Regions from separate parts of the Homo sapiens genome. Here regions 2 and 3 are each linked to region 1. A link is an interaction called in ENCODE POLR2A ChIA-PET data of the cell type or tissue named here. Cell type or tissue: OCI-LY7. All regions are shown on one strand.

Evidence for each region. Peaks named below come from ENCODE experiments on the same cell type or tissue, not always from the same donor. Only the 100,000 strongest peaks of a DNase experiment are listed, where the experiment ranks them.
Region 2: POLR2A ChIA-PET joins it to region 1 with 6 read pairs; 5 of 35 experiments call an interaction of 5 or more read pairs at or near these places.
Region 3: POLR2A ChIA-PET joins it to region 1 with 5 read pairs; 9 of 35 experiments call an interaction of 5 or more read pairs at or near these places.

The regions. Positions count from the first base shown.
Region 1 is chr4:70,679,584-70,682,083 of GRCh38, forward strand. LOC101927297 (a long non-coding RNA gene) reads left to right here. Exons shown (of 4, transcript XR_938860.3): 3 at 1,916-2,016. Among named protein-coding and RNA genes, the nearest start is that of UTP3, 7.7 kb to the right of the region's middle. In OCI-LY7, no CTCF peak of the experiment used is centred here; DNase peaks (open chromatin) are centred at 998 and 2,328; H3K4me3 peaks cover 1,856 bases; H3K27ac peaks cover 2,500 bases.
Region 2 is chr4:70,924,849-70,927,348 of GRCh38, forward strand. All of the region lies in intron 1 of MOB1B (MOB kinase activator 1B), which reads left to right. Among named protein-coding and RNA genes, the nearest start is that of MOB1B, 24 kb to the left of the region's middle. In OCI-LY7, a CTCF peak has its summit at 787; DNase peaks (open chromatin) are centred at 731 and 1,543; H3K4me3 peaks cover 2,101 bases; H3K27ac peaks cover 2,357 bases.
Region 3 is chr4:71,003,511-71,006,010 of GRCh38, forward strand. All of the region lies in intron 2 of DCK (deoxycytidine kinase), which reads left to right. Among named protein-coding and RNA genes, the nearest start is that of DCK, 11 kb to the left of the region's middle. RefSeq lists enhancers at 725-1,421, 1,114-1,373 and a silencer at 822-1,116. In OCI-LY7, a CTCF peak has its summit at 898 (motif pointing left); DNase peaks (open chromatin) are centred at 961 and 1,271; H3K4me3 peaks cover 2,278 bases; H3K27ac peaks cover 2,500 bases.

The sequences.
Region 1 (2,500 bases):
ACTGTAGTACATACTTCACAAGATTGATGAAAATTAAATTGATAAGTGTAAAGCATGGAATATGCTAGAACATGGCTACAACATATAAACAATTACTTTAGCATAATGCTTAGCTCTTGATCTGCCTACTTTTCATATCCATATTCCCAGGACCCTGATTTAGACACAAAAACGCATCACTCTGATGACTATCACCATCTTGCACCAACTTCCTTCTGTCAATTTTCCAATCCTTCCCTGTTTAAAACCCTCCAATGATTCCCCTTTGCTCATAGCATAAATAATATATCTCTACCCAAAATAGATATAGATCAAGATCACATTTGCAAATAGCTTATTAAATTCTTAGGTCATTTTTAATAATTTCTAATACCTTATTGAAATTTAACAGAGCTTGGTTTTTTTTTTTTTTTTTTTTTTTGAGACAGAGTCTCACTCTGTTGCCCAGGCTGGAGTGCAGTGGTGCAATCTTGGCTCACTGCAACCTCCGCCTCCCAGGTTCAAATGATTCTCCTGCCTCAGCCTCCTGAGTAGCTAGGAGTACAGGTCTGGGCCACCACACCCAGCTAATTTTTGTATTTTTAGTAGAGATGGGGTTTCACCATGTGGGCCAGGCTGCTCTCGAATTCCTGGCCTCAAACAATGCACCTGCCTCGGCCTCCCAAAGTGCTGGGATTACAGGCATGAGTCACTGCGCCCAGCCAATCCAAGCCTTTTTAATTTGACACCTGGAGATATGTAGTCCTATAACTCTAGTAGCAGGTAGGTAGTATAACACTTTTGGTCTACTAGTTCACGTGTGCTAGTTACTTAAGTCAGAACAACCCAAAATTATATTTTATTTGCCTTTAGTTAAATATCAAATATGGTCCCACGTTTCAACTGAATTTTAAAGACATCAAAAATTTCTTTCTCTAAAGAGATCCATATATCAAACCATCTAGAAGACATCTAGACACTTAAATAGCTTCACAGACACCTCAAATCAAACATATACAAAACTTAACTTCCCATTTCTTGGCCCCTGCTTAAATCTTTTTTTTTTTTTTTTTTTTTTGAGATGGAGTCTCGCTCTGTCGCCCAGGCTGGAGTGCAGTGGCGTGATCGCAGCTCACTGCAACCTCTGCCTCTTGGATTCAAGCAATTCTCCTGTCTCAGCCTCCCAAGTAGCTGGGACTACAGGCATGCACCACCACACCAGGCTAATTTTTGTAACTCCTGGCCTCCAACAATCCACCCACCTCGGCCTCCAAAGTGCTGGGATTACAGGCATGAGCCACCACGCCCGGCCAAGACAAGTACATAACTAGTCTTAACACAAAGGAGAAAATGTTTAGAAATCCCTAAGAAAGGAAGAGTTAGGGACTATTAGATGTTAATAGAATGAAGTATATCAGAGAAGACAGCCTAGAGAAGACACAATCTTAGCTGGGCCTTGAAGGCCATATAAGCATTGAAATATGAGACAGCCCAAAGAGAGGCCAAGAGAATAAAAATCTCAAAAAGAGAAAAAAAAATGAGTACATAGTTTGGCTAGAACATATAATTCATGAAAGTGGGAAAGCAGCTGGAAAAATAAGTTGGGGCCAGATAAAGGCAGGCCCTGAATATTGGCTTAGAGATAAGAACTTGATTCTATAGAGAATGAGGGGTGACTAAAGAAAAAATTTTAACATGGGCTGTGTTTCAAAAGACCTTCACCACCAAAGCTATAATTATCACTGGGTCAATATTTAAATCAAAATAATTGTAGTTACAAGTTTTCCCATGAAAAGAAAAAACTAAAAGGGATTAAATAATGTTTAGAAAGTAATTGCCAAGTTTTTAGTTGAATTAGAGTTTGGAAGGGAAAGCAGTGTCGTAATTTCACTAAATTCTTCATTTTGTAATGAAGGCTACCAAACCTGTTTTCTAGATGCAGAGAGGTGTTCATAAAGAGCAATATCAGATGGCACCCCAAAAAAGGATATGAAAGAACACCAAAAGGGAACTCTAAAGATTTAGTTGGAAAAGTAGGTAAGAAAATACAATTTTCTTGTTCTAACTCTTCTATTCAGAGTGTTTACATCATATGTAAGTGCCATACTAAGTTCATTTTCCCTAATAAGGAGAAAGCATAAATCTGTGGTGAGGAACATCCAGTCAGTTATTTTAAATTAAGTTAAATTAAAGATTAAAAGCTTCAAATATTTACCAAATATTTCAGTAGAAGCTCTATATTTTACTTCCAAGTCACTTTTAGGACTTTTGGGACTTAAAATAGATACAGACCTTATTTGCAAAAAGAATCTGTGACATATTTGTTTCAGAGTAAGTGGTTTCTGACAGATGAAACTAGATGAAATGAAAGCAGATGGCAAACTTCATCCATTTTCTTTCTTATAACTAAAAATAATCTTTCTTTCTTTTTTGCATCCAAAAATAGTTCAGCATGTTTCTGGGGTTATATTAAATTATCCAAATATATTGATAGGTACTAACACCAAGAATACATTTTCCC
Region 2 (2,500 bases), 250 kb after region 1:
CATGGTGTATATGTGCCACAATTTCTTAATCCAGTCTATCATTGATGGACATTTGGGTTGAAGAACCAACATTTTTTAAAAATTATATTTCTAATTATAGTTAGAACCAAACTATACAAAAAAACTACAATTTTAAACAGCTAGACATTTGGGAACCAAAATTTGCTTTAGTTGAGCTCTATTGATTTTATTTTATTTTTATTTTATTTTTTTGAGATGGAGTCTTGCTCTGTAACTCAGGCCAGAGTGCAATGGCGCAATCTGGGCTCACTGCAACCTCCACCTCCTGGGTTCAAGTGATTCTCCTGCCTCAGCCTCCTGAGTAGCAGAGACTTACAGGTGTGTGCCCGGCTAATTTTTGTATTTTTAGTAGAGACGGGGTTTCACCATATTGGCCAGGCTGGTCTTGAACGCCTGACCTCTGGTGATCTGCCCTCCTCAGGCTCCCACAGTGCTGGGATTACGGGCATGAGCCACCATGCCTGGTGAGCTTTATTGATTTTAGCTTTCTTTCAAGTGGGAATGTATTTGTAAGGTGTTGTCTAGGGATAACTATACTTGTTAGTGATGTCTTTGCCTTTTTTGATATCACTTAACATTAAGGAAGAAAAATACCACTGTCATTTTATGTAGCAGAAGAAAAACTGCTCTTGGTCCTCTGGTGACAGAAAGTACTCTCAGGATTGAGAGGATCAGTGTCTCTACATAACCATAATCCTTGAGAAGTTTGCTGTAGACTCTCAAAGTGTGGATCTTTGGCACCACCTAGGAGTATGTTTGAAATGCAGGATTTCGGGTCCTAATCATTGGATTATAATGCATTTTAATAAGATCCCTAGGTGATTTGAAAGCACCTTCCAAAGTGGATGCCTGTATATTTAATTTAAATGGTTTGAGATAAGGTGAATAAGAAAAATCCTTGGATTCAATATAACACCAGTTCTGTCTTTGAGAGATTCCCAATAAGGGAGCCTCAATGTAGATCCCCGTACTGTCCTTTCACACTTGCAATTATTTTCTTGTTTAATGTGTTTTTTTCTCCTTCTGGATTCTAAGTTTTCTCCTCCTGGACTGAGGGTTTGTTCATCATTTTATTTCCCAGCACATTAGGACATTGCTTAGCAAATATGTTTTCAATAATTTTCTTATTTGTGTGAGTGACAGGATCTCACTCTGTCACCGAAGCTGGAATGCAGTGGTATCTTCTCAGCTCACTGCAACCTCAACCTCCTGGGCTCGTGATTCTTCCACCTCAGCTTCCTGAGTAGCCGGGACTTTAGGTGTGTGCCACCATGCCTGGATAATTTTTGTATCTTTTGTAGAGACAGGGTTTTGCCATGTTGTCCAGGTGGTCTTGAACTCCTGGGCTCAAGCAGTCCGTCCACCTTGGCCTCCCAAGTGCTGGGATTACAGCCATTTTTTTTTTTTTTTTAATTAACTGAAGATTGTCATGGGAGAGAACAGTGGCCTATGAGTGAGGAAATCCGAGATTCAGAGTCTTTGGTCTGTCACTAGCTATGTGACCTTGGGCAGATGACTTAATTTCTTAGTTTCTATTTCCTCTGCCTACTGGAGGGTAACGAATGCTTCTTCCATTGGGTTAATGTGAGACTTGAATGACAGAATGTATATGAAAGCTTTTCATAAACCAGAGTCCTGTATAAACACTGTCATTATCTCCACTCATGAAATTCCCAAGCCCAGTGTATAAACTGTTTGTGCATTCCAGTTTTTTGTTTAGCTGTCTTACAAATGTATGGCATTATTGCATAATAAAATGAACATTTATTGAACACCTCCTGTGTGTAAAAGCGAAGTGTTAGGTGCTTGCTGGTGGTGGGAGGAGAAAGGAAGGGGTTTAGAAATAAACAAGATGTGCCGGGCGCAGTGGCTCACGCCTGTAATCCCAGCATTTTGGGAGGTGGATCATGAGGTCAGGAGATCGAGACCATCCTGGCTAACACGGTGAAACCCCGTCTCTACTAAAAATACAAAAAAATTAGCCGGGCGTGGTGGTGGGCGCCTGTAGTCCCATCTACTTGGGAGGCTGAGGCAGGAGAATGGCGCAAACTCAGGAGGTGGAGCTTACAGTGAGCCGAGATTGTGACACTGCACTCCGGCCTGGGCAACAGAGCAAGACTCCGTCTCAAAAAAGAAAAAAAAAAAAAGAAATAAGATGCGGTCTCTGTCCTCAAGAATCTTAGCACTGGAGACCAGCGTGTTACATAGATGTGCTCCTTAATGGTTGTTTTAAACTCTCAGTTCCAAGTCCACTGGCTAATGATGGTTAAAGACCCTTGCACTGCAAGATATTGCATTGAGTATACAAACTTTCTTGGGTGTATGTGTGAAATAATTGCAGTCTGTGTTCATCAAAAATTAGGAATATAAAGAAAAAAATTGCTGTCAGCCAGGCGCAGTGGCTCATGCCTGTAATCCCAGCACTTTGGGAGGCTAAGGTGGGCAGATCATCTGAGATCAGGAGTTCGAGACCAGCCTG
Region 3 (2,500 bases), 320 kb after region 1:
AGGTTGGGGAAGTTCTCCTGGATAATAATCCTGAAATGTGTTTTCCAACTTGGTTCCATTCGTCAGTTTCAGGTATACCAGTCAAACGTAGGTTTGGTCTTTTCACATAGTCCCATATTTCTTGGGAGGCTTTGTTTGTTCCTTTTCATTCTGTTTTCTCTAATCTTATCTTCACGCTTTATTTTTATTAAGTTTTTCTTCAATCTCTGATATCCTTTCTTCCACTTAATCGATTCGGCTATTGATACTTGTGTATGCTTCACCAAGTTCTCATGCTGTGTTTTTCAGCTCCATCAGGTCATTTATGTTCTTCTGTAAACTGGTTATTCTAGTTAGCAGTTCCTGTAACCGTTTATCAAGGTTCTTAGTTCCTTGCATTGGGTTAGAACGTGCTGCTTTAGCTCAGTGGAGTTTGTTATTAACCCACCTTCTGAGGCCTACTTCTGTCAATTCGTCACACTTATTCTCCATCCAGCTTTGTTCTCTTGCTGGCGAGGAGTTGTGGTCCTTTGGAGGAGAAAAGACATTCTGGTTTTTGGAATTTTTAGCTTTTTTGCACTGGCTTTTCTTCATCTTTGTGGATTTATCTACCTTTGGTCTTTGATGTTGGTGAACTTCAGATGGGGTTTTTGCGTGGTTGTCCTTTTTGTTGATGTTGATGCTATTGCTTTTTGTTTGTTAGTTTCCTTCTAACAGTCAGGCCCCTCTGCTGCAAGTCTGCTGGAGTTTGCTGGAGGTCCACTGCAGATCCTGTTTGCCTGGGTATCACCAGCGGAGGCTGCAGAACAGCAAAGATTGCTGCCTGCTCCTTCCTCAGGAAGCTTTGTCCCAGAGGGGCACCTGCCAGAGGCTAGCCAGAGCTCTCTTATATGAGGTGTCTGCCGACCCCTGCTGGGAGCTGTGTCCTAGTCAGGAGGCATGGGGGTCATGGACCCACTTGAGGATGCTGCCTGTCCTTTAGCAGAGCTTGAGCGCTGCGCTGGGAGTTCCACTGCTCTCTTCAGAGCCAGCAGGCAGGATTGTTTAAGTCTGCTGAGGCTGCACTCACAGCCACGCCTTCCCCCAGATGCTCTGTCCCAGGGAGATGGGAGTTTGATCTGTAAGTCCCTGACGGGGGCTGCTGCCTTTCTTTCAGAGATGCCCTGCCCAGAGAGGAGGAATCTAGAGAGGCAGTCTAGCTTCAGGGGTTTGCCAAGCTGTGGTGGGCTCTGCCCAGCTTGAACTTCCAGGTGGTTTTGTTTACACTGTGAGGGGAAAACCACCTACTGAAGTCTCAGTAATGGCGGGCACCCCTCCCCCCACCAAGCTTCAGTGTCTCAGGTTGACTTCAGACTGCTGTGCTGGCAGTGAGAATTTCAAGCCAGTGGATCTTAGCTTGCTGGGCTCCGTGGGGGTGGGATCTGCTGAGCAAGACCACTTGGCTCCCTGGCTTCAGCCCCCTTGGCTCCCTGGCTTCAGCCCCCTTTCTAGGGGAGTGAACGGTTCTGTCTCGCTGGCATTCCAGGCACCACTGGGGTATGAAAAAAAACTCCTGCAGCTAACTCCGTGTCTGCCCAAATGGCTGTCCAGTTTTGTGCTTGAAACCCAGGGCCCTTGTGTAGGCACCCGAGGGAATCTCCTGGTCTGCGGGTTGTGAAGACTGTGGGAAAAAGCCTAGTATCTGGGCTGGATAGCACCATCCCTCAAGGCTTCCCTTGGCTAGGGGAGGGAGTTCCCCCACCCCTTTCACCTTCCAGGTGAGGCGATGCCCCACCCTGCTTCTGCTTGGCCTCTGTGGGCTGCACCCACTGTATAACCAGTCCCAATGAGATGAATTGGGTACTTCAGTCGGAAATGCAGAAATCACCCGTCTTCTGCATTGGTCTCACTGGGAGCTGCAGACCAGAGCTGTTCCTATTTGGCCATCTTGCCTGGGAATCTAAAAGTTTTTAAAAAGTTAAATAATAAAAGTTTTAAAAAATCTAACAGCAAATTAAATTCCTTCATTGTCTTTTCTAATTTTTTTTTTTTTTTGAGATGGAGTTTCGCTTTTGTTGCCCAGGCTGGAGTGCAATGGCTCGATCTTGGCTCACCACAACCTCCGCCTCCCGGGTTCAAGCGATTCTCCTGCCTCAGCCTCCCAAGTAGCTGGGATTACAAGCATGGGCCACCATGCCTGGCTAATTTTTTTTACTAGAGATGGGGTTTCTCCATGTTGGTCAGGCTGGGCCCAAACTCCTGACCTCAGGTGATCCGCCTGCCTCAGCCTCCCAAAATGTTTGGATTACAGGCCTGAGCCACTATGCCCAACCCTTCAGTGTCTTTTCACATTTTGTTTAAAAACAAGCAAATAAGGCCGGGTGCGGTGGCTCACACCTGTAATCCCAGCCCTTTGGGAGGCCGAGGCAGGTGGATCGCCTGAGGTCAGGAGTTCGAGACCAGCCTGGCCAACATGGTGAAACCCTGTCTCCACTAAACATACAAAAATTAGCTGGGCGTGGTGGTGGGCGCCTGTAATCCC